Linked DNA regions of Homo sapiens: all the other regions are linked to region 1. A link is a loop called in an ENCODE intact Hi-C map of the cell type or tissue named here. Cell type or tissue: IMR-90. All regions are shown on one strand. Region 1 overlaps HCCS-DT (HCCS divergent transcript). Region 2 has its middle 16 kb from the start of MID1. Region 3 overlaps MID1 (midline 1). Region 4 overlaps HCCS-DT (HCCS divergent transcript). Region 5 has its middle 140 kb from the start of MID1. Region 6 has its middle 150 kb from the start of MID1. Region 7 has its middle 100 kb from the start of MID1.

The links. Peaks named below come from ENCODE experiments on the same cell type or tissue, not always from the same donor. Only the 100,000 strongest peaks of a DNase experiment are listed, where the experiment ranks them.
Region 2: a loop joins it to region 1, with 11 times the contacts of the local background. A loop is called at or near these places in 15 of 110 quality-filtered maps.
Region 3: it touches region 1 in a loop (5-fold over the local background); 10 of 110 quality-filtered maps call a loop at or near these places.
Region 4: it touches region 1 in a loop (23-fold over the local background); 3 of 110 quality-filtered maps call a loop at or near these places.
Region 5: it touches region 1 in a loop (13-fold over the local background); 7 of 110 quality-filtered maps call a loop at or near these places.
Region 6: a loop joins it to region 1, with 11 times the contacts of the local background. A loop is called at or near these places in 7 of 110 quality-filtered maps.
Region 7: a loop joins it to region 1, with 6 times the contacts of the local background. A loop is called at or near these places in 21 of 110 quality-filtered maps.

What each region holds. Positions count from the first base shown.
Region 1 is chrX:11,098,500-11,102,499 of GRCh38, forward strand. All of the region lies in intron 2 of HCCS-DT (HCCS divergent transcript), which reads right to left. Among named protein-coding and RNA genes, the nearest start is that of HCCS-DT, 11 kb to the right of the region's middle. In IMR-90, a CTCF peak has its summit at 2,456 (motif pointing left); a DNase peak (open chromatin) is centred at 2,382; H3K27ac peaks cover 657 bases.
Region 2 is chrX:10,634,755-10,638,754 of GRCh38, forward strand. It overlaps a transcript of MID1 not described here. Among named protein-coding and RNA genes, the nearest start is that of MID1, 16 kb to the left of the region's middle. RefSeq lists an enhancer at 1-613. In IMR-90, a CTCF peak has its summit at 1,797 (motif pointing left); DNase peaks (open chromatin) are centred at 37 and 1,777; H3K4me3 peaks cover 193 bases; H3K27ac peaks cover 288 bases.
Region 3 is chrX:10,613,692-10,617,691 of GRCh38, forward strand. All of the region lies in intron 1 of MID1 (midline 1), which reads right to left. Among named protein-coding and RNA genes, the nearest start is that of MID1, 4.9 kb to the right of the region's middle. In IMR-90, a CTCF peak has its summit at 2,436 (motif pointing left); no DNase peak of the experiment used is centred here; H3K27ac peaks cover 340 bases.
Region 4 is chrX:10,852,877-10,856,876 of GRCh38, forward strand. All of the region lies in intron 5 of HCCS-DT (HCCS divergent transcript), which reads right to left. Among named protein-coding and RNA genes, the nearest start is that of MID1, 230 kb to the left of the region's middle. In IMR-90, no CTCF peak of the experiment used is centred here; no DNase peak of the experiment used is centred here.
Region 5 is chrX:10,754,244-10,758,243 of GRCh38, forward strand. It overlaps a transcript of MID1 not described here. Among named protein-coding and RNA genes, the nearest start is that of MID1, 140 kb to the left of the region's middle. In IMR-90, no CTCF peak of the experiment used is centred here; DNase peaks (open chromatin) are centred at 1,408 and 2,328; H3K4me3 peaks cover 296 bases; H3K27ac peaks cover 1,171 bases.
Region 6 is chrX:10,767,419-10,771,418 of GRCh38, forward strand. It overlaps a transcript of MID1 not described here. Among named protein-coding and RNA genes, the nearest start is that of MID1, 150 kb to the left of the region's middle. RefSeq lists a silencer at 1,915-1,964. In IMR-90, a CTCF peak has its summit at 1,948 (motif pointing left); a DNase peak (open chromatin) is centred at 2,673; H3K4me3 peaks cover 363 bases; H3K27ac peaks cover 718 bases.
Region 7 is chrX:10,721,130-10,725,129 of GRCh38, forward strand. It overlaps a transcript of MID1 not described here. Among named protein-coding and RNA genes, the nearest start is that of MID1, 100 kb to the left of the region's middle. RefSeq lists a silencer at 1,700-1,994. In IMR-90, a CTCF peak has its summit at 1,844 (motif pointing left); a DNase peak (open chromatin) is centred at 1,822.

The DNA of each region.
Region 1 (4,000 bases):
TAGGTAAGTCATCCCATCTGCACAATGGCTTCCTACAATCCTCTCAGCCTCGAAGATCAAGAACAATTGTCATTCAGACCAGAATGTCCCATGGTTTCCATTCACACCTTATCAGCAGTTGACTATAGCTATTTTTGGCCCTCGGTTTCTTGAAATTTTATTTTGTTTTGGTTTATGTTTTATGTTGCGGCATGTGTTTTATATGACTAAGATTGACTTAGAAAGCAGATCATTTGCATTAGGGAGCCTTGCAAATAATATGTAGACCTTAAGAGGTTTCTAGGGATAATTTTGGGACTTTTAGCCCCAAATGCAATTGTTGGTACTTTTCATTATTAAACAGAATGTTTCCTTTTCATTTCAGCATTCAATATTGAACTCCTGGTGCTTTCCTTATTGTAGGAATAAAAGAAGCAAGTGAATACAACTCAGGTTCCTCTTTATGGACATTTGTCAATAGAAAACAGTTCCAAGATCCTCTTTGAATTAGTAGAGGCATTTCCCAAATTATTTACACAAGAATCCAGAGCTTTTTCATTAGGCCTATGTTAGAATCTAAGGAAGCAAAACAGCAATTGGGATTAATTTTACTATTGGCTAATGGATTACTTCCTGTTTCCAGCTTGTTGATCTTCCTGTCCATACAGACAAATGATTTGCCTGGAGATTCATGCTGCTTTTGTCTGTTCAGCATCATTTCCTCTGAGGAACATCCTCTCCCCCATTTCAGGTGGTCCCAGGTGGGCTGTCAATCACAACACACCAGACCTAGCCAATCATATTGCCTCACCTCCCCAGACACAGTAATTGATTCAGGGGAAAGAATGTGACCCAGTCAGAGCAAATTCCCCCAAATGTTAAAGAAGTTAGGAGAGAGGCCTTCAAACTAAGTGGCATCAGGCCAAGAGATAGAGGCAGAATGACTGGATCCAGCCCTTCCTGAGGCTTTACCCACCCCAGACTTCCTAAGAGTGTGATCCCAAAATTTCTTTTTCTGCTTAAGTTAACTCAAGCTGGACTTCTCACTCAAAATCCAAAATGTGCTCACTAATATAACATGCTTCCAGGTTTTCTGAGTGTCCCTCAGAAACATGTGTCAGCAACTTCCAGAGGACATAGGGCACTGAGCATTGGGATCCATGGGTCCTTATCTTAGCTGCAATCTTAGAGCCCTTAGGTCATCCCTATGCCAAGTTGGAGGGCTTTTGAAATGGAGAGCCTGTTACACAGGGGATGCAACATGATTTCATGGATATATTTATGTCTTATGCACAAAAGTGCATTCTAGACTTGCTTTTTAAGTTCCATATCTCTTTGTCCCCTTTGGCCCTTCCTGGAGTGGAAGCAGGACAAATTCTTGTGCTGATGACACTTTTTTTTTTGAGATGGAGTCTCGCTCTGTCACCCAGGCTGGAGTACAGAGGTGCTATCTCAGCTCACTGCAACCTCCACCTCCTGGGTTCAAGCGAGTCTCCTACCTCAGCCTCCCGAGTAGCTGGGATTACAGGTGCATGCCACCACGCCTGGCTAATTTTTTTTTTTTTTTTTTTAGTAGAGATGGGATTTCACCATTTTGCCCAGGCTGATCTTGAACTCCTGACCTCAGGTGATCTGCCCACCTCAGCCTCCCAAAGTGCTGGGATTGCGGGCATGAGCCACCACACCCGGCTGCTGATGACACTTTATTGGCAATCTTGGGAAGGGAAAAAAGACCAAGTAGAAGTAGCAACGGGACCCCTAACATTGATATTGCCTGATGACTGGGCTGGCCAAAGTCTGGTGCCAGGACCCCTATCCTACCAGTGGTTCCAGACACCACCGAGGGAATCTGGAAGGAGAAATAAAGCCCACAACACGCCACCAAGTGGCTGCAATATTACTCTTGCAGTGAAGATACTTTTTTTTTCCTCCTTTGTTTCCATAGGGTACTTTTCTAAACCTGTCCAAAGTCCCTCTCACTAGATTCCTTAACTGTCACTTAAAGTGTTATCTATGACTCAGAATTTCCTAACATAAATTCTATAACCTCCCTCCTTTCCTCAGGAAAGTTACCAACTGAGGCCTACTCACACCAAAACTCTGATCCTAGTGGCTGTGAGATGTCTGAATGCTGTTTAAACTGTGCACTTACATGTGTTTGCAGGTAGTGATAAATAAGAACTCTTCTTTGTTGTCGTGCTTATTCACAGTTTAACTTGGCTTCCTCTGCTTCAGACAGAAGGGAACTGAAGTAAATTCTTAAGACACACAAGGAAAGAAAGTTCTTTGCGCTGAAGGCGGTTCGCCAAGGTGCTAATTCCATCTTTGGTAGGTTTCTCCCAGGACTGTGTTCCTCATCCAGGAATTTCCCTGAGCTTGATGGGTCACACGTCCAAATTCCAGCTTTGAATAAATAAACCAACTAAAGTGCTCAGTTGCCTCAGGGATTAGCAGAGCAGTTCACGAACTTCCATCGCCCCCCAGTGGCAATTAGTTGGATCTTTTTGTTAGGGATTTTCTTATGCTTAAAATTTAGGTTATCGTTCTCCCCTCCAAAGTTGTTTTAAGTTTTTGTTTGTTTGTTTGTTTAATTCTCACACTGAAGATTATAAAGTCTTTGTGTGGAGGTATGTTGGTAATGTCAAATTAATGGCTTCTGGGTCACCAGGTCATAGACGGATAAGATGTAGTATCTGCTTTCATGGTTCTAAGTAAAAGACTGATTTTCAACCTGGTCTCTATTCTGAGGCTCCATCCTGAGAGAAGGTGAAAATAAGCAGCACTAAATCACTAAATCCAGAAAGGACTCTCAGTGGGTGGCATCAAGGTAACCTAGAGAGCCAGTTAGCCTTGGTTGCATATAGATGAGAACTCAGCCACCCACAGTGATAGTATCTACTCTGAAAACAAGATATAGGCTATGTGAGATTCCAAAAATAAAAAGCAGAAACTGTGTTGAGGGAGAAAGCTTATATACATATGAAGTAGCCAAGAAACACTTTTCTAGCATAATAAATTCATAAATTCATGCAACATACAGTCAATGATTTTTGATAGCTAGCATAAAGTACTTCACCTTGTTTTATAGAAAAAGAAGAAGTGGAATTTAGGAAAGTTTAGACTGAAGAGGCTTATCTTCAACTCAAAAAAGGGAAGGTTCTTGCCTCCCTGCCCACAGTGGAGTTAGTACTTAAGCTTATTTTTCAGATCATAGTAAATTCCTTTGGTTCACCACCTGCCATGCTCCACCCCCACACCCCTTTTAAATTTAAAACCAGGTTTGTAGTCCTTTAAATAATACTGACCCAGTTCTAAATTCCTACACACCAAACAGTCCTGCCAATGCTAAATCCTGAGTAGAAGTGTTTGTCCTTCAGCTTCCTTTACTCAGAATTTGTCTCCTTTCCAGCCAGAACATTCTCCTTCCCTGGCCACCCCTCTCCCCTTGGCTTTGGAAGGCAAACTTTACCTAATCTGTTTTGTTTAAGAATCCTAAATCTTAGTGGTTTAAGGGCCTCAGTATTAGTACACACAAGCACACATATATAAATTTAAGAACAAAGAATGTTTTATTATCAGCTCATTGTATTTTGTATAATATTTGTTTAATAAATTCACCCTTAAAGTATAAGCCTCTGTCAGTTAGGCCTGGCCTCCCCATCTCCTGGACCCCAAGGTCTTATTCACTTGAATCTCCCAGTCCATGGTCCATGGAATATCAAGTTTCCCTGAGTTATATGTTACTCCTCAGGGACTTAGGCTCCTATGGTCACTTCTGCCTCTGGACTCCTCTCTCTGCTTGTGCTGGCTCAGTTTACATTGACCTAGAGGGGAAACTCTGCCCCTTTATCATCTTCTATGAAAACCCATTCACTAAATTACTTGCTGATTTTGTAAAACACTCATAACAAAATAGAGATATATGGATACTTCTTAAACATGACAAAAAACTTTATGCCAATCTAAAAGTTCGCAAAATGCTTAATGGATAGACACTAGACACTTTTCCACAAAAATTAGG
Region 2 (4,000 bases), 460 kb before region 1:
CCCACCTAACTGCAATTGAATCAGTGGATGCTTCACTCGCCTGGAATTCGTCTGTTCTTGGTGTGTTTAATAATGAGTCATGCGATACATTTGCAAGGCAATGGGGCCACCTCCCAGGGCCTGGGGCCACGTTATGATTTTCTGCGCCTGAGTCCCCCGTCTTTGTTCAGACAGGTTGCTAATGCATCCCGCGAAGCTGACCTAATGCTACTTCAGTGGGTCTATTTTTCTTCTGTGGCTCAGCTCGAATGTGATATTCAGGAAGTCGACTGTCAGGCATGCAAATTGAGAGAAAAATATGCCACATTAAATCATGATGGTTTAATAAGGTATTACTCATGGGCAAATGGCTTCTGGTACTCTCCTTAGTAGGGGCAAGTTGAAAAGCATAACCTGCCCCAGAGAAGAGATCTAGCAATTTCATTGTCATTCCATCTTTGTCAAGGCATTTGGTGAAATATGCTCCAGTTGACATACTGTAGCTGCCAGTATTCTACCTGAAAATATAAACCCACATGTATCCTACTTTAGTCACCAATATTAAGAATCTTTACCATTATGATTACACTTGAGGTGAAATACCAAACATTTCAAATGCTTCTAATGATAGTTCCACTCTATGAATATGATACCACTTAGGAATGTTTCATGGTATCTCAAGAATTCCTTTTCAGAGCAAAAGGAAATCTTTACATTTCCATCTTTTACTGCAAATAGAAATTAATAAAATAAGTATTCATTTTCCTTGCAACTCAATTGATTTTTCTGTAATCTGTAGAAAATGAGCATGTTTTCTATATGCCTTCTATAAGAATGCATACATTTAAATTATACCTTTTCCAATCAGACATGGAATTTTACTAAGAAAAAAAAAGAATAAGTCTAGAATGAAAGAATTGTCATGCTGAAATTCTCCAGGTCATTTACACATTGATTACTTTGTCTGCTGCAAAACTATTAATTTAGTATTTGCCATGGCTTTAGAACTTAAGTTCTTTACATAGTAACTTACTTTCATAAATATGGAAGTATAATAATTAGGGTGGTGTATGTAACAATAACATAAAAACACTTATTTTTGACAGGCTGGTCATTGTCTGTCACAGTCATGTCTTCACTCGTGAAGATTGAAAGCAATGTCACATGAAGAAACTGGTTTCATTCTTCAGTTAACAATTTAAATCAGTGCTTAGTTGTCCCAGACTACAAAATATGTTAGAGGCAACAAAACCATTTTTAATCCTTCTTACCTAACTATAGATATTCCATTTAATTTTGGATTTGCTTTGTTAGATAGAGAGAAAGGAGAAAGGCAAAGATTTAAAAACATAAAACAGAGGGAACAGCATGAAAGCAACTATAAAATGCTGGCAAAATCTGGAAGAATAGAAACCATGTGGAAGTAAGTATTGTGGAATAAAGATTTAAAACCCTTCAGAAATGTTCTTTGAAAATCCAGCAACACAGAGGGGAAAAATGAAGAAAAATTAGCCAGTGCCAGTAAGAAAGCACTTTCTCTTTCCACCCTGACCAATTTTCTTTTATTTAAAAGAAACAGAACAAGATTAAGAGTTTAAAAATAGAGAGGAGGGCAAAACAGTAATCTGTAGTTTTTTTCTTCTTTCAGCTGTTCCTCTTTAACTATAATTAATCATCTTCTCCAAACAGCAGACCTCCAGGGAACTGCATTGAGGAAGGAAAATTCAAAGCAATGGAAACAAAATCAGTCCTTACAGGTTTCACCGTTGGGATTTGGACCCGGAGTGAAAAGAGGATAATGGTCTCAGAGCAGCCTCTGGTGGCTGAATGTCAAAAGCTCAAGAAGTCAGAGGCCACCTTACTAGTGTTCTCTTGACCTCCACTCTCCACGGTCTTAAGATTTTGTGCAAAGGAAGTTACTATTTAAATGACTTCAAGGCACTAGTTCAGAATTGATTAGGTTGGAATTGAAGTGAATTCATCAGTTTCAAGGGCAATCACAGATGGACTATGGATTTGATGCTGACAAACTGGGCCATTCCAACAATGGGGATATATATATATATATATATATATATATATATACACCACTGGTGACTGACACCTGAAATTCTAATTTTTAAGCAATCTGAATATTTTGATTCTTAAAACGCTGTGTGTGTGTGTGTGTGTGTGTGTGCATGTGTGCACAGAGATCTGTCCATCAGAAGCATTTGGGGTGCATTTTCTTGTCACAGCTTTCCCAGCTGTACAACATCTGTTTAGGACAGAGGCCTATACATTCCATCTGGTATGTTCCCCATTGAACCATCTCATCTGGGAAGTTTCCAAGGGGCCCTTTTCAAAATCTTGAGTCTTATAATCTAACTTGTATCAAATATCATGTCCAAAAGAGTGCTGCAATCTTCAGCTCCCTTTCTATGAGCATATCACATTTACACATCAGGTTAGAATGTTTTGTTCAAAAACAGATATTCTGTGTTCACCAAAAAAAACTTGAAGGTTTCAAACACAGTGAGGGTAAGTTTGTGAATACTCAAACACATATTTTAAATTGGTTTCAATAGGAGTCTGCTTTATGTATTTTTTTTTTTAGTAATTAACCAGCAGTTCTCTGGGCCTGCCAGAGGTGATGGAATTTTGTTAGGACCACATGGACCCTACAAAAGATCTATGGTATCAGGAGTTCAAGACCAGCCTGACCAACATGGTGAAACTCCATCTCTACTAAAAATACAAAAATTAGCCAGGCATGGTGGTGCACGCCTGTAATCCCAGCTACTCAGGAAGCTGAGGCAGGACAATCGCTTGAACCCAGGAGGCAGAGGTTGGAGTGAGCCGAGATTGCACCACTGTACTCCAGCCTGGGTGACAGAGCAAGACTCCATCTAAAAAAAAAAAAAAGAAAGAAAGAAAGACCTATGATAACTTGTGTGTACAATGTTGAATTTATAGAGCCCACTTCTTATTCACAAGGAAGTATCCTGGTTCAATCAAATATCAACATTAGAATTATCTGGGCTCCTAATTAATGCCTGAAAAAGAGACAGCAGCTATTTGGAAGTACAAGGAATTAATAGTAATGTACAGATGAACTTCTTAGTCTGGACAAATGTGCCACCATTAGGTAAGATGTTCATAACAGGGGAGGCTGGGGGAAAGGCATGCAGGAACTCTCTGTACTACCTTTGCAACTTTCTGTAAATCTTAAAATGTTCCAAAATCAAGAGTTTCTTTTTTAAAAAAAGTACAGAGAGTAATGTCGGCAAATACACTCGGGAAGTGGGAAAAGATGGACAAAGTTCTCTGGCAGAAGAAAAGTTTAATAACAGTAGGATATTGGCCTTGTCATCCAAGATGGCTGAATAGGAACAGCTCCAGTCTGCAGCTCCCAGCATATTCCAACTGAGGTACCAGGTTCATCTCATTGGGGCTTGTCAGACAGTGGGTGCAGCCCACAGAGCAGGGCAGGGCGTTGCCTCACCTGGGAAGCACAAGGGGTTGGGGAATTCCCTTTCCTAGAAAAGGGAAGCCGTGACAGACAGCAACTGGAAAATCGGGACACTCCCACCCTAATACTGTGCTTTTCCAATGGCCTTAGCAAACGGCACACCAGGAGATTATATCCTGCGCATGGCTCGGAGGGTCCCACACCCACAGAGCCTGGCTCACTGCTAGCACAGCAATCTGAGATCGAACTGCAAGGTGGCAGCGAGGTGGAGGGAGGGGCGTCCGCCATTGCTGAGGCTTGAGAAGGTGAACAAAGCTGCCAGGAAGCTCAAACTGGGTGGAGCCCACTGCAGCTCAAGGAGGCCTGCCTGCCTCTGTAGACTCCACCTCTGGGGTCAGGGCATAGCTGAACAAAAGGCAGCAGAAACTTCTGCAGACTTAAATGTCCCTGTCTGACAGCTTTGAAGAGAGTAGTGCTTCTCCCAGCATGGAGTTTGAGATCTGAGAACAGACAGACTGCCTCCTCAAGTGGGTCCCTGACCCCCAAGTAGCCTAACTGGGAGACACATCC
Region 3 (4,000 bases), 480 kb before region 1:
AAGGAATATATATATATATATATATATATATATATATATATAGAGAGAGAGAGAGAGAGAGAGAGAGAGAGAGAGAGACAGACAGACAGACAGACAGACAGAGAGAGACTATGTGTATATAAATGGACTATATATATATAAAACCATATACATATAGTTCAGTAATCATAACCTATGCTAATTTTCTCTACTACTGATCTATTTAGTCCTTGCTGTTTCCCGGACCTTTCTAATGCCCTTTCTTCTTCATATCCCTTCGGATTTTAAGGAGCATTTTCCATTCTCTTTTTTACTAAAATTCACCCAGCATGTGCCTGTAGAACACTTAATGATTCTTATTGTGTGCCAGACACTGGGCTTGGGTCTGGGGATTCAAAGGTAATTAATATGTGACTCTTGCTCTGGAGTAACTCAGTTCCAAGATAAGCAGACAAACGAGTAGAAATATATACACCAACTCAAATACTCGTGTGGATAAGAGGATGCTACAGCTATTTTCTTTCCATTTATTCTAATCCAAGTAGACAGTGCTCAGCATACAAAGAGCATACTTACAAACAACCCAAACCCACAAACGCCATAATTCCCTCTCAACTGGGGGCCTGTGGCTCCCTGGCTGTTACTCACAAAGACCCTAGTGGGTCCAGAAGTTCAGGCAGGTTGCTGAGAAAGAACAAATGAAGAGGTCTGACCCACGGGCAGACACACCAGCAAGTTCTGTCTGCCAAAGGCATGGCCCTGCCCCCAAATATTGTCCCTGAAAGGAAAATCATGTGTTTTGTAGCTCCAGGCTCCACTGCTTGAAATTTCCCCAATTAAAGATTCATCCTAAGGGTTAAAGGGATAAGAGTCATGAGCTTTGGCTCACCCATATTACTTCTTTCCTGCCATGTGGTAGAGACCATTGACTAAAGGAAACAGGAGAGTGGTTTGGAGGTGGGGAAGGGAAGGGTGGGAAGATGAACAATTATGAATTCACTATATATTAGGACAGGCCTGGGGGAGATGCCCCAGTGAGACCAGAAGACATCAGAAGGATGGAGAAAGAAAGGTGAAAACTAGTACGAACTTCCTATTTCAAATATTGCCATGACTGGCCTATTACCAAAAGTATGCCAATTCTTTCTCCTTCTGTTTCCATCCTGTATAACACAGTGGCATGTCCTCAAAACACAGAACTTGATCTCACATTAATCAGATTGATTATTTTTCGCTGGAAAATGCTCTGGGTTTCAAACAACAAACTCCTAAAACATAAAGTATTCCTAGATTGGGGACTACCTATGAGTTACTTTTCTCTATTGAGAAAAATAAATTACTATTTAATAATTATGAGAAATCTGCTTTATGTAAGAAGTCATAAATTTCTACAAATGGACATGTGGGCTAAAAATCAACTAAATTTCACAATTACAAATCACTTCTCAAGTCTCCTAAGTTCAGTAAGGTTTTGGATACCATCAGTTTTTCAAGTGGATCCCTACCCATACAAATATAGATATTAATGAGCATCCATTTTGACCATGGAAAAACCTACATTATGCTACTGGTACAATAAATTGTACACCAGATCAAAAGTTCTTTGAGGGCAGGGGCCTTACCAAAGTCATATTTGGAACCCAGAAAGTGCCCTGGCACATTAATAATCACGTATAATGTGGCAGAATATATTAATTCTGTGAGTGCTCAGTAAATGTCATTGAATGATATAAGAAAGGAAGGACAGCCTTTATATTATATTCATCATAAACACTGGACTGAATATAAGACCTTCAACATCCACTTGTACTACAAATGATCAGCACCTCTTCCATGTTTACTCAGAACCTCTCTTTCATAGCGCAAAGCAGGTAAGTTATTTTCTTTGGTCTGGTTTGTTTTTTCAGGAAAGTCCCCTCTTGGCATTTTGTTCTGCGCCTCAATTTTCTGTGCTCCTACTATCACCTGACCTCCTGGAGGCCATTAACCATCCTGATCTTGTGTCAATGGAATATTTTCCTCCAGAGGGGGAAAAATATTTCGGATCCAGATGGCTCCCTAATATTGTGTCCTTTTTAGTTTAAAGAAATTTTTATAACATGCCAGCTCATAAAACTGGGCAAACAAATTTCTAGAACAAAACCGCTGAGCTCACTTTTGTGTGAAATCAAAGGAATTGATAATGAGCCAGAATCTTCCCGATAAACTGCCTTACATGTAAACGGAGATTAGATTGCTGTTTGACCTGGCTTTATCGCCCTTTCTTTAATCACAGCGTATTTGATATTCTCTTCCTTGAATGAACTCATTTTCATAGTAGCTTTGGTCACAAGATTAAAGAATCGCTAACTAATTGTTCCAAATAAGCAGAGCAATTCTCTCTGACTCTGCCTCGGGCTCCCTGCAGTGAAGTCCGCTGCCTGATCTTCCGACCACGGGAACTTCAAGCCTGACCCCTGCAGGTAGATAACTGAAATGCACACCTCTAATCAGATCCTGGTCTTTCAAAGTCCCATCAAGTTCTGAAAATAAAAACGTTCATACTTAGTACAATAGGGATATTGATGATATTTATATGATATATTGTACTTCCTTTTCATTGTATAAATTGCTTTTGGAAAGTAGCAACCACTTGTTTAAAAATAATTAAATTACGTCTGCAAGATACTCTGGTGCGCTTAGCCATTACTTCTTTTTGCCTATTGAGAAAAATCCAAATGATTTGATTGAACTGGGATCCTCAAATCATGTGGGTTAAAAATGTCCTGATTTGCCCCTACCTTTTTCTAATCAAACAAATTACTCTTTGTCCAGTAACTAAATCCCCTCCTTTCACCAACGCACAGCCCAGGTTGCCATAGCTACCTTGGATGTCTATTTACCACACAAACGATCAAAGCCAGGAGACATCCACATATGCACTTAGCCTTAAAACTTGCTGGAATGTCTGTGGATAACATGCAACTACCAATTAACGGATTTGCTTGTAGCCTATGCGGTCTACAGCCAAGCGAACTAAAAACATGACTCAAAAAAATTATTTCAAAATGACCAACAAGGATCTTTAAACTGACAGCAAGTCTTATGATTATAACATTTGCTGAAAGAGAGATAGCAGAGAAGAAATTAAAATTTTAACATATGTTGAAGACACTGAGCTCTATAAACCATGTGCAAAAACTTAAAACATCTGTTGAAAGGGAACATTTCTCAGATGCATATTTAAAATTCCAGTTAGTTACTGTATCTTTCTATTAGATTTCATAAAAGCTGCCTGATCTCAATGTTGGGAGAAATGAGAACAGAACTGCCTTTTGAACTGTTAAGAGTCTGGACTTTCAAATGAAGGAAACCATACAACATACTTGGGACACAATATACTTGCCAGTTACAGAATGATAAGAAAAAGAATGTCGTAAGAGAGATTCTGTTTTAATCCCTAGAATGCCATTTGAGATCCTAAACCTGCACAGGTAGTCTTTCTGGGTGGGTGAGTATTCATCCCCAGACTTGCCCCTAACTTGCTGTGTCTCTTTATACTTAACCTTTCTCTGCCTTCGTCTCACCATTTGTTCAATGAGGATCAAATTGCCACCTCATTCTCTCCTGGGGATGTGGCAGAGAATAAATAGATCGTGTTTGTAAAGGACTTTCTAATCCTCAGAGGAAAGATTAATACGAAGACTTTCATTATTAAGCCAGATGTCCTTGGGCATTTTAATTCCAATCTAAAGAATGCAGAACGGGCTAACCAAACAGATTCACGGCTTCCTTGAAACAGCAGCATCCTGGCCTTGCAAGAATTTAGCAGCTACGTGACTTACTTTGTTTTAGTAGATCAGAAATACATCATGCACCTTCTTCCCTTAGAGTTTTTTTTCTAAAGTTATCAGGATGTTAAAAACACAAAATATGTCTAGTAGGCAATTTTGCCTAGAGAATCTGATTTTTCCCCCAGCTCAAGAATGAACTATTTGTTCTTCTTGTGTGTAGGGACAATGGGTGGCTTGCCATGTGGGGA
Region 4 (4,000 bases), 250 kb before region 1:
AGTCTGTATGACAGGCCAGGCCCACTATTCTGACTCAGACACTGATTCTAAGGGGATGGCCTGCCCTGAATTGCCACACTCCCACCAATCTAAATTGAAATAATGACCACCTGCTGACAACCTGTGCCCCACCCCACTAGACTAGAGAGTCTTTGTCCTGATGCCAGCCTGGTCCAAGCATAGTTTGGTTACGCTTTTTAGACATCCTGTAGTGGAACGCTGGCTTCCACTTGAGAGTTCAGGGACTACTCAGACATTGTCTTATTTCTACATTAATACACTAACCTGTGCCGTTAAGGTACCAGCCTGTCTTTTGCAAAACCCCAACACTTTCGTTTTTAAAAGGGAAAAAATGTCATTTAATATGTGTGAGGCCCTGTGCTCATCATACATCATGTTTTATGTACTTTTATTTAAATGTCTGGGGTAAGGTATCCGGATTATGTTGACATGCGCTGATGAGAAAAATGAATCTCAGAGTAGTAAGCTTCCACACAGCTAATATGTGGAGAGAACTGGAATTAGGAGGCAAGTCTAATTCCAAAGGCAATACTATTAAGTTGTGTGTGCGTGTGTGTATAATGAATAGATTTAAAAACATATAGAAATATACATGTGCATTGAACAGTATTTAAACCATGTATACATATGTATGTATAATGAATAGACTTTAAGCCATAAGTGCATGAGAGTTGAAGGGAATTTAAACCATATATATTTATGTGTGTGCTGTATGCATATAATAAATACTGTCAACAATGTTTATACATACTTGTGTATGTGCATTTAATAGAATGTAAACCATATATGTATGTAGATGTGTATGCATTGAATAGGATTTAAACTTTGTATTTGTGTGCATGTGTGTGTGTATAAGGAACAGTTTTCAAGGAGGATATATTGACTTGGCCAAGCACACAAAGCCAGTGACAGAGGTGGAAACCTATTCTGGCTTCACAAATCTATGAAAGTTGGCCTTCTCGAAGTTCTAGATGTTAACTTCTTTCAGGGTAGCTTCTTAATAATTTCAGTACATATTTGAAATGTTTTGCAAAGGGCTAGAAATATACACCTTCCACATCATGCAAATAGAAAAAGCCAACAGACTGTATAAGATGAGGTTGTGCTGTGGTTTATAAAACAATATTAATAATTATTTCTAGAATTCATTATAATGCTGTATTTGACATGTCTGCTTTTAAAAAAATACATGCCATCTCATACAACAAATTCAGAGTCTGTGGGATTTATGCAATATGTACAATAATATTTTAAAGTACAGTTCTTAAGGTTTTTTATATAGTTAAAAAATATCTTTAACTTGGCATGCATATATATATATATACATATATATATGAAGCTTTGGAATATCATCTTCTAAACCAGCTATAAAAAATTTGGTAAAAATAGGACTTAGGCAGAAAATTTTCTTAGCTGGTATTCAATTAATGTTAACTTATTTACTGAATGAACGAATGAACAAATGAATGAATTACTGATATAAGAATGCACATTATTAAACCTGTATGATAATTAAGGCTATGAAGCATATACCATGGATTTTCTCGAGTAAAACTAAAACAAGATAAATCACACAACACCATTTTCCACACATATGAGGTGATTGTTAATTTATACAATGTCACATCAGTTAACTGATGATAAAAATCTTGGCAGTTTGGTTGATATTATGAATTAAATTCTGTATGGGTCATGGTTGCATATTTCCCAGTTTAGGGGGTACAATAATGAGGTCTTGACTTGACTTTTAATTTTCTAAACAACACTTTGGTTACATTTCTAGAATTTCGTTATACTGATGTCATATCACAAGCCCCTCATGCTCTTGGCTATGTAACAGGATTTCTCAACCTTGGCATTATTGACATTTGGAGCGGGATCATTCCTTGCTGAGCAGCATCCCTGACCTCTATCCACTAGATGCCAGTAGTCTCTGCCTTAATTGTGACAACTAAAAACGTCTCCATTCATTGCCACGTGTCCCCTGGGGGGCCCAATCGCCCCTAGTGTAGAACCACTAGTGTAGATAATGCAGGAGCACATTTGAGAGATCAGGGCCTTCAGCAAGGAGCTGTAACCCACGATCTGGACTCCGTTGCAGCTTTCAACTTTTATCTCGGTGAGATTCAGGATGTTGACTTTCCTTTTGATTCTTAGTTGGCTCTTGGCCTCTTCTTTAGAAGGTATCCTGAAACTAACCAACGACTTCGTCCAATTTCTCCATCCAGTTTAAATTCTGGCCACGTGGCTAGAACTGTTTTCCTCCATCAGAATAACTAAAGTTTAAAGTTCAATGCTCCCTAAACTCTCTTGGGATCTAGCAGAGTTACTTCAAAAAGAATGTGCTCTTATATAGGCTACTTTTAAAATTATTTAGACAGGAACAGATATTAAACTTCATGCATTTCACTTTGCTGACATCTGACAGCTATTAAAAAATAATCTGACGAGCATACATGTTTACATGTGTCTTCTTTCTCAACAGAATTTCTCAAGTAAACAATCTCTTTTATCTATACTTAGATGAAGTTTTAATAATATTTCATTAAGATCTCCATAAAATTTGCAGCAATATTTACGTTTTATTTTCATTACTATAGGAATCAATCATTTTTCCTCAGGAAAAATTAGGCTTCCACAAACACCCTACTGTTTAAGAAAAGCAGTTAATTACAAACACTAAAGATTAGTGTTTCAGCCTAGAGTTAAAATGAAGAACCTCTCTTATCCTTTGAAACAAATAGAGTCTACTCCTGAATTTGCTACCAAAAATATATTTTCACTGATGCTCCCTGTTAGTTAAATCATGTCTGAAATTCCATAAAGTAAATGCATTATGCTGTAAATGGGTAGTCATTATTTAAACAAAGGAATATAAGTAATTATGCCTCTACACAAAAAGAAGAGTTCTCCAAGTCACTCTCAAGTGCTTCCTCACCGTGATTCAAGTTTCTGTAAGTTCCTGTGTCCAAATTTTCAAATGTTGTTGTCGACAAAGTCCTCTCAACATAACATTCTATGCTTATCTACTCTTGGTAATTTCCTAATAGGTTTATTTGGAACCAAGATGTGTTATTTCAAGCTTCAAGGTCTTCAAACCCAGCATGAGAAATCTGGGTTGGCTCCCATCTGCCTCTTAATTCTTTTCTCTTAATAACAATCCAGTAATCCAATTTTAGCTTGCATTCAACTCAGTGCTCTATCAGGAGGTACGGAATTCAGTTTGCTCATTTGATTCCCAAGTGCCTTGGCTAAAAATATGTCTTGTTATTGTCAAAGAAAACAATGCAATTTGAAGACTTATAAGGAATTAAAAGGATAAGAAAGAAAATGAGGCTCTATTAAGTTTAATATGTCATCTCTCAGTTTTCTTTATTTAAAGGGCAACAGAATATGACTGTTTTCAATACAAAACATTGAAAGTAGAACTTAAAACAACTTTCATAAATAAGGAATTTTCTCAGGTGCTCCATGGATGACTCTGAAGGGTACAGGAATAGCATGTGACACGACTGAGAGGATGTGTTGATCAGCAGTTGACGCAAAAGCTTCCTTCTTGCCACCCCAACTTGCCTGTGTTATTAAGCCTCACAGCTAAACTATATTAGAGGGCTGGCAAATATTTGTTCCTCTCTATAAAAAATTCTTAGCTTAGATTGTTGGCTCACGATATTTTAACCAGAAGAAATATCTCGCTTTAAATCAAGTGTCCCAGGTCTCAATTTAAAATTGGTGATGTACTGAGAACATTTCCTAGGGACAGAACTCCACTACATCTGCCTACCAGGTGGCAGAAATGTAAGTACCCAGAGTAAATTTTATATTAGAAAGGCAGATAATTCTGACACAAGCAGACAGAGAGAAAAGCTGCCAAAATAGAGCAGGGAAGAAACAATACCCTAAGAGTGCTCCCCTTTTTACTGTTCCCTAGACGTGTCTCGCCCCCGTCCCAAATTCTTAAAAGTCACCCTACAATTCA
Region 5 (4,000 bases), 340 kb before region 1:
GGTGAGTTCTCTTATTTCCACTGAATTGTCTTATTAGAAAAGAATAGACAAGAGAGTTTTTTTTTGTTTTTTGTTTTTTGTTTTTTTTGTCATCTGTCAGCCTGCTGGTACATCAGCTGCCACCAGAGATAAAACGTACAGAATACCTTCAGACGTTGTGGGTTCAAATGTTAGCTTTTCTCACTGAAAAATGTACTCTGCTATATTTTATGGGAAAAAAATGCTGTTGTAAATAACCTTAACATAACTGTTGAAGCAATGAAGACAATTTTTCTATTTGAATTTTATCTCGTAAGACCCCCTGAAATGAAATTTTATCTTTTAAAATAAACACTTCCCAAACAGAGAGAGACTGAGATCAATTAAGCCTTCCCTCCTGCTTTATCTTGTTTTCATTTCCCGAGTGAGCGAGGTGCACTGTATGATGGTGATGCGATTAGCCGGGTGTGTGGGACCAGAGGGCCATTTTCTATGGCCCTGCAATCTCCATGATCAGTCTAGGGTCTAGGGAACATTTCCCTTGGAAAGTTCACATTACCTCAAGTGAAAAGTCTCGTTATTGAAAAACAGTAATTATTTAGTTGCAAAATATATTAAACATAATTCTTATTTTTATTGTTTTGCTAGGTAGCTAAATTCAAAGTTGTCACTAAACATATGAAAATGTTGGGTTTTATATTACCCTTAAAATATGTTTTCGTATAAGTTTGATTCTAAGATATGTGATTTTTACCAGGCTGTTGCTCATACCAACAGTCCAACTCCAGAGAACTTGCAGGAAAAGTTTGAAAAAGTAATCCTACAGTGACATTGATATAAGGGGATAAGCAAGAAAACGTTAGTGTAAATCCTATTTAGCTAGTTATAAGTTGGACTGTGGTTGAAGTTTGTTTGTAGATTGATGATTTAAACAGAGATGCTTTGGAAAAATAAGCAAAGTCCAAATTCAAATATGTCCCCTGTTAAGACATAGAGAAGTAAAAGTGATTCACGGAGAAGATTGCAGAAAACAAAAATCTACCTCCCTCTCTAGAACAGTAACAAAAGTAGAAAAACTGAAGAATATTGAAACATTTTCATTTTCCCGTATATAGATTTTTTTTTTGTTGTTGTTCAAGAGTTGCTGATGGGAGATAGTAACTAACCTGGCAATGAGAATGGAAAAATGAATTGTAAAAACCAAACAAATTAAATGTCAGATGATGCTTTCATGTAGCAAAGGGAGTTATCTGTCATTCCTCGAGAAGCATAAGAAAAAGAACAGATTTACCCCCTACTTCATGGCAAAGACATTTGGTAAAAGGCAGACTACAGCATGACTAAAACAGAATCTCACCACCCCCCAAGCCAGGGGTCGTTATCGACAGCATAAAAGCTCAGGTGGCAGCTGTGGAATTCCAAATGAACTAAGAAATGTGGAGCGAGCCAACCTAGTTCAGCGGGAAAGAATGTCAACAATTTCCCCATGGACTCCTGGGAGCCTGTTGTGAGCACATCTCTTTATAGCCTTCAGAGAAACAGAGGCATATGAAGAACAGCCCGGGGAACTGAGAAAGAGTTCCAGAAAGTTTAGAATGTCAGAGATGGCCCACTGAAGTAAAGAAATATGAGAACAAAATTGAGGTGGGGAAACTGGTGGAAAGGAGACAGTTTGCTTCTGTTTTCTGTTGCTAAATGCTTTCCTGTGCTTGCCCGCCCACATGCTCACAACTTATGAGGAAGCAAGAAAAGAAGCTGCACTTTGCAAAAAATATCTAATGAATAGAATTCTACTCTGTGATGTGAATCTATCACTAATTTTCTTGGTGACATGACACCACCTTAAGAAATGAAATGAACAAGATATCCAGGACATAATCACATTTCTCTGTATATGCACACATACAGCTTCATATGGACATGCAAAATTAAGAGCATATAGCATACGGCCACTTATGACAGGGCATTTCTATAGTCCATATAAATTAAGCTCCTTTGGAAGGAGAAAAAAATCCCATGCTACTTATTTATGCAAGTGTTTTCAAATAAGTTTCTCTATTTGATAAGTGTAATGTAATCATACACAAGCGAGCAATGAAATTAGAAATAAAGACATTGCATGTTAGGAGCAAAGTAGGCAATTTCATAAGGAGCTTTTAATTCTGAGAGCATTTCGAATGGAGTATTTGAATTGATTTTATCTAATTAATATGCTAAATTACAGTGAACAAAGAAAGACAAGTACAATCGTGTAGGGCATGTGGACTTGTAGCATTTCCAAGCAGGGAGGACCTTTGGGAGTCTCCAGTCCAACTCCCTCACTTCACAGACATTCCTACCATGTGAAGTCACACACACAAGCTCGGGTCAAGGCTACGTGTCCAGTCACTTATGTATGCATCAGAAGGGGGAGATAGACACACACTCAAACACACAGAGAAAGAACATGAAAAACAATGCAGCATACACTTGTGGCAATGTACTCTCCTGGAAGAAAACATACAGGTTTTGCAGAGAAGAGGGATTCATCAGATATAAAGTCAGGCCTTTATGTTGTGGGCTGAAAGCTCAGGTGGCATATATAGATTTCCAGATAAGCTAAAAATGACAAGTGTGCAGAATTCACTTGCAAAGGCTGCCAGCACTTTCCCGGGCATTGGACCCAAGTTGCATTGCCATGTTACCTCTCTGTTGTCCTAAGAAATTGAAGGTGCTCTCACCATGTTTGAAAACCTCCCAAATTAAAATCACCTCTATGACATGAATACCAGGAGCACCAGGTCTCAGTCTCCATAGCATTTTCATTGCTCCCTGCATGCACCCAGACATCTTAGCATGGTGGTCCTTGAACTTGGGCATCAGCCTCAGCTGGAGGGCTTGCCAAAACAGATTGTTGGGTTTGACCCCGTCAGAATTCCTGACTCAGTAAATCTGGGTGGGGCCTGAGAATCTGCATTTCTAACAAGTGTCCAGGTTGTGCTGCTGCTAGTGCAAGGATCACACTTGGATCCAACACACTGCACTAGCACAGCTTAGGTTTGCTGAAATTGGATTACCGAGTTGACAGATGAAAATGATTCTCTTTTATTGGACCACATAATGGATGTGTGCATCTGTCACCTGCAGATGAAAGTGGTGGCAAAATGTGAAATTTCTAGCATTGCCATCAGGAAAATATTGACAAGCATCATTAGGAAAATTTTCCAAAGCGGGGTTTAAATGATCTCCATGTGCAAGATCAATGGGATGGAACATCTTTTGAAAAGTTGTTTCATCAATGAAAACTAAAATGAATACTTGCTGCAATTGCTGAGGTTTATGCATGCAGTTCCAAGAAGTGTGGAGAATTTTTAAAAGTCATTTTTTTTGGATTAAATTAAGTATTTCTGAAACTATCTCATTAGAAAAGAACTTTTTCATTATTGAAACTTTACATCTGAACTCTTACTTTTTAAAGTATTACATAGTTTAAGCTGGATGTTCTTTTTCTTGGGTTTTACTTTTCAACAGGAAATGGAACTCTATCGAAATAAAGAAATAAATGTTCTGCTTACATGTGCTATTCTGAACAACGTAGTTATTTATAAAGGGGGGTTTCTATTTTTACTAACTCAATATGTACCAGAAAAAATTAATAATTTAAATACAGATTTGAAGACAACTCAAAATTTTATTAATCCTAATAATGGTTTTAAACCATATTAATGTACATCAATTGGTCTCATAAGTCACTTTATTTATTTATTTATTTATTTATTTTTGAGACAGGGTCTTACTCTGTCACCCAGGCTGGAGTGCAGTGGCATGATCTCCGCTTTGCAGCCTCCACTTCCCAGGCTCAAGTTATCCTTCCACCTCAGCCTCCCAAGCAGCTGGGACTACAGGCATATGCCAGCATGCCCTGCTTTTTTTTTTTTTTGTTTTGTATTTTTTGTAGAGATGGGGTTTTGCCATGTTGCCCAGGCTCGTCTGGAACTCCTGAGCTCAAGCAATCTGCCCGTCTCAGCCTCCCAAAGTACTG
Region 6 (4,000 bases), 330 kb before region 1:
CATGCCATTCTCCTGCCTCACCTCTCAAGTAGCTGGGACTAAAGGTGCCCGCCACCACGCCCAGCTAATTTTTTGTATTTTTAGTAGAGACGGGGTTTCACTATGTTAGCCAGGACGGTCTCAATCTCGTGACCTCGTGATCCACCCGCCTCGGCCTCCCAAAGTGCTGGGATTACAGGCATGAGCCACTGCGCCTGGCCTTGATTTCAATTTTAAATGTGAAATTGATTTTAGGCTTGTGATTGTAAGTTGAAAAATATAACAGGATTTTACTGTTTGGTAAATAATACTGGACTCTTTAAGTGACCTTTCAATTCTCTCAATAAGTATGAATATTTAAAACATTTAATAAGCTAGAAGACTTAAAAGTTTAAATGGCAAAATCTAAATATTTAAGAGTTTTAATGGTAATAAATTGAAATATTTAATGTTTAAATAGTAATGAAATTAAGTATACATATTTATTGAATAAATCAATGTATTTATTAGATTTATAAAAGTTGTTTACGTTTCTAGAAAGAATTTGCTTGTGTGGGTTGTACGTTTGCCCAGCTAGACAGATACTTGAATGGTTAAACAGAAAACTGAATATATTGACTTTATAAATGTACACTAACATGTATAAAGAATTTTTGCTAATTAAGTTTATAAATGAGAGCAATTGTTTGAATTTAAATTGTTCAGTTCAAATTTAACTCTAATCAAAACCCTCTGTGAAACGAGTTGTTTTTATTATATATAAAAGATACTGGTATTATTAATATAAGCAGAAAAATGAAACTTTTTTTTAAGTTGAACTTAAAAGCTTGAGGAAAATCTTGATTTTATAATCATAATAAATTAATGTAGATTTAAAGGCTATATAACTGTAAATAGCCCTTTCTAAATAAAAAAAAAGAACAAGAAAATAAGAATGCCAGTCTTAGACATTTAAAAAATTATGAATAACAGCTAAATTTGTCTTTTGGCAATCAAGAAATAATGTTCTCATTAAACAAAGGTGATGTGTCAGAAGGGCGTGTCACTTTCAATGTGCAGTAGGATGCTGAGGATATAGAATCAGTCCCTATCTTATCATCTTGTGTCACTGGTTCCAAAGTCACATGATTTCTGGAGCCAACTCTGCATGCCTCATTTACCTCTAGGACAAAGGACTTTATGGCTCTGGGCAGATAAAACAATGGGGGCTCAGTTACCATTCAACAGAATACAAGAATATTAGTTCTGAAAGGACCCTCACTCTCCTCCTCACTTTTAGAGAAAGAACACTTTCCCCAGTGGTGAAATGGCCAGGACTGGTCCTTGGGGGCAGTGTTAACTCTCCATCCAGGGCATAAACTTTGGAGGACATTTCCGGCAGGGTTATTTATATATTCTTCCCCTTCTGTTAGTTTCTTAGGGTATATTCCACCATATTTGCCAGTTTTTATATAACAACGGCTCCAAACCTCCATGAATTCCTTTTCTGTTTGAGCAAATGAGTAATGGGGTGCCACAAAACAAAGTATATGGAGACAACAAACTTCTGAGAACTGTCCAACAGTGATGTGTGAATGGGTGTGCACACATGTAGGAGGGGACATGAAAGTGTGGAATCTACTTTTTTTGTCTAATTTTCTATCGTTTACAAAAACTTGAAAATGATACCAAGACTATGCTACACAATATCATGACATGCAATTGTTAAAAGAGGCATATTACTTTACTTTTTTCTTTCCTGCTCTGCCTATTTAGAAAATGTATCCAAATAACCCATGATGGCACTTTATAACAGCCAGAATTGATAGTCAGATAGCTCTTAGGCTAGTAAGCTGAAAATAAGAGCTAAACCCTCTTTATCCTACCGCCTTAAAACAAAACAAAAAACAAAACAAAAAAACCCCAAACAAAAAAAAAAGCCCAGTAGGCTCTCTATGTGGCAGTAAACCATATAGTGCCATCTACTGGCTGTTTACTAATACGTGTTATTCAATCAGGGCCACCAAACAAAGGCATTAGATGGGAGACATGGGAGAAGCAAGCTCTGTCCTCACTCTTTCCTCTGTGCCTTGAGACTGTTGTATGCCCTCGGAAACACAGAGATGGCAAAGCTCCTTCTATGAGAAAGCATTTCCCATTTCCACTGGGACCCATTTTTTTCTTTCTTTTCTTCAAAGAAGCACACAAGAACTGAAAAATACCTTCAATTTGGCTTGGCCATCAACAAACACATTTCTAAGCAAACAAAGATTACGTTTAACTCCCTCATTTTCTTTTCCCACTCCTGTTCTTTTCAATAAAAAGATTAACTAAAGCTGGCCAACAAATCAAGGCAAATATCTGGAGACTTTGAATCCTGCACCGAGGCTTCATACCGCCTGGACAGAAGGAGGCAAGGATAATTGAGTGACGACTACTCTAGCATGAAGTATGCTGTTTGTTTCTACTTGTTGGTTTCATGTTTCAATTCATTGTGGCATCAGGGCAAACGGATTTTTGTGTAAGCTCTTAGCTGAGATGATACTGCTGAGCTTTTGACTGTCCTGCCATTTCCCTCCATGAATTGGCAGGAAAAATATTTATATTTTAATCAAATACAAATACACATGAAACAGTCTTTTTAGGAGTTTCTTTTCCTGTGTAATGAAGTGAAATGAGGGGAAACGCTGAACTGACTAATCAGATTCGCCACTCCAAAGAAGCTCAAATGTCATCTCTATGGCAACATGTCAGCCAGGGTCCGCCCTCATCTCTTCCCTCAGACTGCAAACTGCACGTTGCCACTGCTACATGAATTAATGTGGAGAACACACTAAAAACAGTGAGATTTGGCTTATGAAGAAGGATCTTAAGGTTGATCCCATTCATGTAACACTCTATCCTGTTTTTAATTTTCTTTCTTCAAATTGAATTAGTCTTTGAGGACCTGCTTCACACAATGGCTTCACTCACTGGCTCCTCACTCTGTGTTTCAGAGGGATGCCAAGTTGTTGAGTCCTTTGTTCTGGGAGGGGACTGAGGTCATTTGCACTTTGGACCCCAAATTGGGCAAATCTCAGAGAGGTGATGCAATGCAGAAGGTGAGTCCAGTGTATATACCAGGGAACTAATTTTACCATCTTAAGAAGGCATGCAAAAGTTTATCTATTCATTGGAAGATCACCTATTGAAAAATATGTTATAGTTTTCTGACTAAACTCATCACAGGCTAGTGTTTACGTAGGTAGTCCATTAGTTTTAAGACCCAGGAGAAATGTCCCTTTCATCAATCATGTGCCTCATATTCGTGTTCCTTATGAGGGAAATTAATCTGCACAGCTCCTCTAAATTCTTCATTTTATTATAATTAGCTATTTATTTTTATCTGTTCTTAAAATTGTGGAAAGTGGCTCAGAACTATCTTCCTTAAGATTCTTTTTATACTTGGCTGGGTGCGGTGGCTCACGCCTGTAAATCCCAGCACTTTGGGAGGCTGAGGCGGGTGGATCACGAGGTCAGGAGGTCGAGACCATCCTGGCTAACACGGTGAAACCCTGTCTCTACTAAAAATACAAAAAAATTAGCCGGGCGTGGTGGCGGGCGCCTGTAATCCCAGCTACTCGGGAGGCTGAGGCAGGAGAATGGCGTGAACCCGGGAGGCGGAGCTTGCAGTGAGCCGAGATCGAGCCACTGCACTCCAGCTGGGTGAGAGAGAGACTCTGTCTCAAGAAAAAAAAAAAAAAAAGATTCTTTTTATACTTGAAAGCCTTAGAGTAGGATTTCTACCTAGCTTTCAGGCAAGGAAGCCAATTGGACAAAAGCAAATGTTGCAAGAAGCCAAATTCACTGAGTCTACCTATTGTAGGTTTAATTGTTTTAAGTGGAATGTTGTATTTTAGTGACTAATATATAGTTTCTCAAAATAAGGTAAATTAAGAGTAGGCAGAAGAATCCTAAAAATGCTAAAAGTCTGGCAAAAGAGAAGTATAAACTTCTCATATGGAAAACTATTTTTGCATCCCCTCAAATTGGTATTTATATG
Region 7 (4,000 bases), 380 kb before region 1:
ATGGCACATGTATACATATGTAACAAACCTGCCCGTGGTGCATATGTACCCTAAAACTTAAAGTATAATAAAAAAAAGAAAAATAAATAAAGAAAAATGAAGTTGGGTGTTAAGGGGTTTTCTTGTGTTAAACAGAATATTTTCCATACATATGTGTGTATGTGAATAGATATATTTCTCTGTATGTAATCAGAACTAGAGGTCAACTTTCTCTAGTGTGAATTAAAGAGTAATTAATACAATACTGTATCCTTTGGGTCCTTTGGATTCCAAAGGACCAAAGAAGCTGAGGAATAACAGATTTAAGAGGTTTGGATGTTGCAAACTCAGATAAATTCATATAAAGTGTAATTTTGTGGGTTTCTCACTTATCAGATCTAAAGACACAGCATTCTTTGCTAATGTTTCAGTAACATTCAACTATCAATAAGTATTTTCTATGGTCATTCTGTGCCGAAAACACAGAATCAAATTTCTCCCACCTACAGTACAATCTGGAATGTGAGGATTGTGGGGGCAAAAAACTTCCTTAACAAATGATGCTAGCAAAAACCAATAATTGTTTTCTCGGGCAAAAGGGATTTAAATCTAAAAAAAAAAAAAAAACTTTCTGAAAATTAAAGCTAAATCATTAGTTTTGCACTCAATAAAGAATACAGCCAAGCATGGTGGCTTGTGCCTATAATCCCAGATATTTGAGAGGCTGAGGTGGGAAGATCGCTTGAGGCCAGGAGTTTAAGACCAGGCTGGGCAACATAGCAAGATTACTGTCACTACAAAAAGAGAAGAAAAGAAAGAAGAAGACGACCTTCTTCTGCAGGGTACAGGCTTGCTTTTTGGGAGATTATGTGTAGAAATATTTCCAAACTGCCACCAACATAGTTCTTTGGCCATCTCCTTATATCTCTGAATGAATGTGTGATTAGAAAAAGCATTTTTATGTTATCCTATGCTAAGTATAATTTTAAAAGCAAGCATATGGCTGCAAAAAAAAAAATCACTTAATAGATGATGCTACTTATCCAGAGGTTGGGAGACAGGAGACATAAATTTCTCTAAAGCTTCTTCTAGTTCTAACATTTTCTTTTTCTGTGTAAAACAATCTCCCCCACTACCTTATTCTACTGGTGTGCATGTTGATATTATAAAGACACGGCAAATTATTGAAATTTGAGTCTCAAAAATGCATCTAAGGATATGAGATGTGCCTGGATATTTAGCAATGCTGGCTACTTACTTGTTATAAATCATCTAGAGATATTACAACTTTAAATAGTCCCCAAGGGCAAAAATGGCCATTCCAGTGGGGGAAAGCAAAAATCTAAGACAAATAGGAATTAGTCAATCGTTTCTCCCCAACCAAACCAGTGATGAAAGCTACAAAAAATACCTTCCCTGGTTGAGAAACATCCCGTCATTTAAATTGCTGGGTTAATGAATATCGGCCTTCAAGAGGAAAATTGAAATGTATTTTATCACAGACTAGTTTATGGATGTGTGTGTTTATGATATCAGCAGAAATTTCTGAGATGACTGAAGAACTAGCTCAGGAAATGGCCAAGAACAAAGGGAGACGAGGCCATCAGAAACCCAAGCCAAATCATGTCCTGAAATTTAAGTTTCCGGGCAGAATCCTCTCTTGCAATTGCTGACATTGGGAGCCCCGGTCGGAACTGCAGAAGCTGCTGCCTCTAGAAAGTTTAAGTATCTTTTTCTTGCTAGGTTTGTTATTATTACTATTTTTTCTTATCAGAGAGGTTGTGTCTCATGGTTGAGAATTTAAAGAACCTCTTTGCTGAAGTTATGGGTACGTCCAGTACCGATGGAGGTATAATGGTGCCCTCTGCTGGGAAGAGTCAGTAATGCTACCCAGTGAGTTTTCTACTGGGCCTGAAGTAATTTTAGGTGCTGGTGGAGGGATGTCAAGGGTGTTTCTGGAACAAAAAGTTCCGAGAAGTACTCTGCAAAAAAGTAGTTACAAAACCCCAAACCACATGAAATTAGCTTGATTCTGAGTTGACAGTGGAATCTGAAACCAGCTGTATTTCATCCTAAAATGTTAGCGCTATAAACCCTTCATCAAACCTGGAGACAATTATTTTCTCACTATCTGGACAAGACCACATTTCCAGCGGCTGAATTTTTCCAGGGCCGACTTTGCCTTCCCATTTTCCTTTTGTAGAGCTCCCCTCTTGCAGACTTGCATAAACAAGCCTCACTCAAGAATGAAAGATGCTATGAGGCTGAGCCCCCATATGACATTCTGTAATTTTGCTATTAAGAATCATAAAAGGAATTTGTCACAAAAAGTACACACCACACTGACATGCCTTGGCTCCTTAGAAATGCATAGTAAGGCCAAATATCGATTTTTAAAATGTCATTTCAGGAAGTTCAGGAAAACTGCACTATTTCACTAAAGGTGTAGTTTCTTATTTTTGAGACGGAGTCTCGCTCTGCCGCCCAGGCTGGAGTGCAGTGGCGCGATCTCCGCTCACTGCAAGCTCCGCCTCCCGGGTTCACGCCATTCTCCTGCCTCAGCCTCCGGAGTAGCTGGGACTACAGGCGCCCGCCACCGCGCCCGGCTAATTTTTTTGTATTTTTAGTAGAGACGTGGTTTCACCGTGGTCTCGATCTCCTGACCTCGTGATCCGCCTGCCTCGACCTCCCAAAGTGCTGGGATTACAGGCGTGAGCCACCGCGCCCAGCTAAAGATGTAGTTTCTTACTTCATTTACCAGTTCTGGATCCGCAGCCGAAATATTTAAACCATCTGTAACTTAAAGTAGCTAAAAAATAACTAAAGGGCAGTAAAAGGAGACTGTAGCCATGTATTGCATGCTAATTGCACTTCTAGTCAAAAGCATACTGTTGGCTGGACCATCTTCAGTGGCATCTTACTCTGTAAGATATTAGGGAAACATCTGTTTATTGTTATTCATTTATTTTGTTGAGACAGGGTCTCTCTCTGTTGCCCAGGCTGGAGTGCAGTGGTATTATCTCGGCTCACTGCAGCCTCAACCTACCGGGTTCAAGCATCAGCCACCTCAGCTTCCCGAGTAGCTGGGGCTATAGGCACGCACCACCACACCCGGTAATTTTTTGTATTTTGTAGAGACGGGATTTCACCTTGTTGCCCAGGCTGGTCTCAAACTCCTGGGCTCAAATGATCTATCTGCCTCAGCCTCCCAAAGTGTTGGAATTATGGGTGTGAGCCATTGGGCCTCAGCATGTTGTTTTTGAGTGTTGTCAGAGTAAGATGCTGGGTTTTCCAGGGAAGCCAGTGATGTCTATCTAAAGTATGATGTTCATCTTGAAGGAGCTTATAATCTAAGAAAGGAGAGAAGACATGTATGGGAATGATGAGAATTGATTATAGCATATGCAGCTGACTATAGTAATTCAATAAAAGAGACCTGGATTCTCTGTAGTTTAGAGGATGAGGGCAAGATCTTTCCCAACCGGAAAAAACTCTAAATGCCTCTTGGATGGGGTGTCACTTGAGCTGGGACTTTCAAGTAGATTTTTAAGTACTTATTTCTCTTTGGAAAAATAGAAAGATAAATAAAATAAATAGATGAGCTTTTCCTTTTTGCCATCTGGCCCACCTTGTGGTTTTACTGTTTTATCTTAGTTACCTTGGTTGATTTTGAGGTTTTAATCATAGGATTCCAATGCTCTTTTACTCAACATGGAGAAAACCATTTGTTTGGGGATTGATTTGTACAATGTATTCTGCAATACTTTAGATTCTAAAGAATGAGGGCGAATTTTTAAAAATTGGGGACAGGTTCAATTTGTGTGTCTCTCTGCAAACCTCGTTCAAGATGTCAGATGAAACCTGTGGGGGTATTAGCTTTCTAAAGGTGTTGTTCCATTATGCTCTAGCCTTATAGTTATTAGTTCAGAACAATGGGTCTGAACTCCAAAACTGTAGCACTGCACATTTCCCTGCAAAGAGGGACAATTATGTCATTGGAATACAGAAGAAAACAGCACTT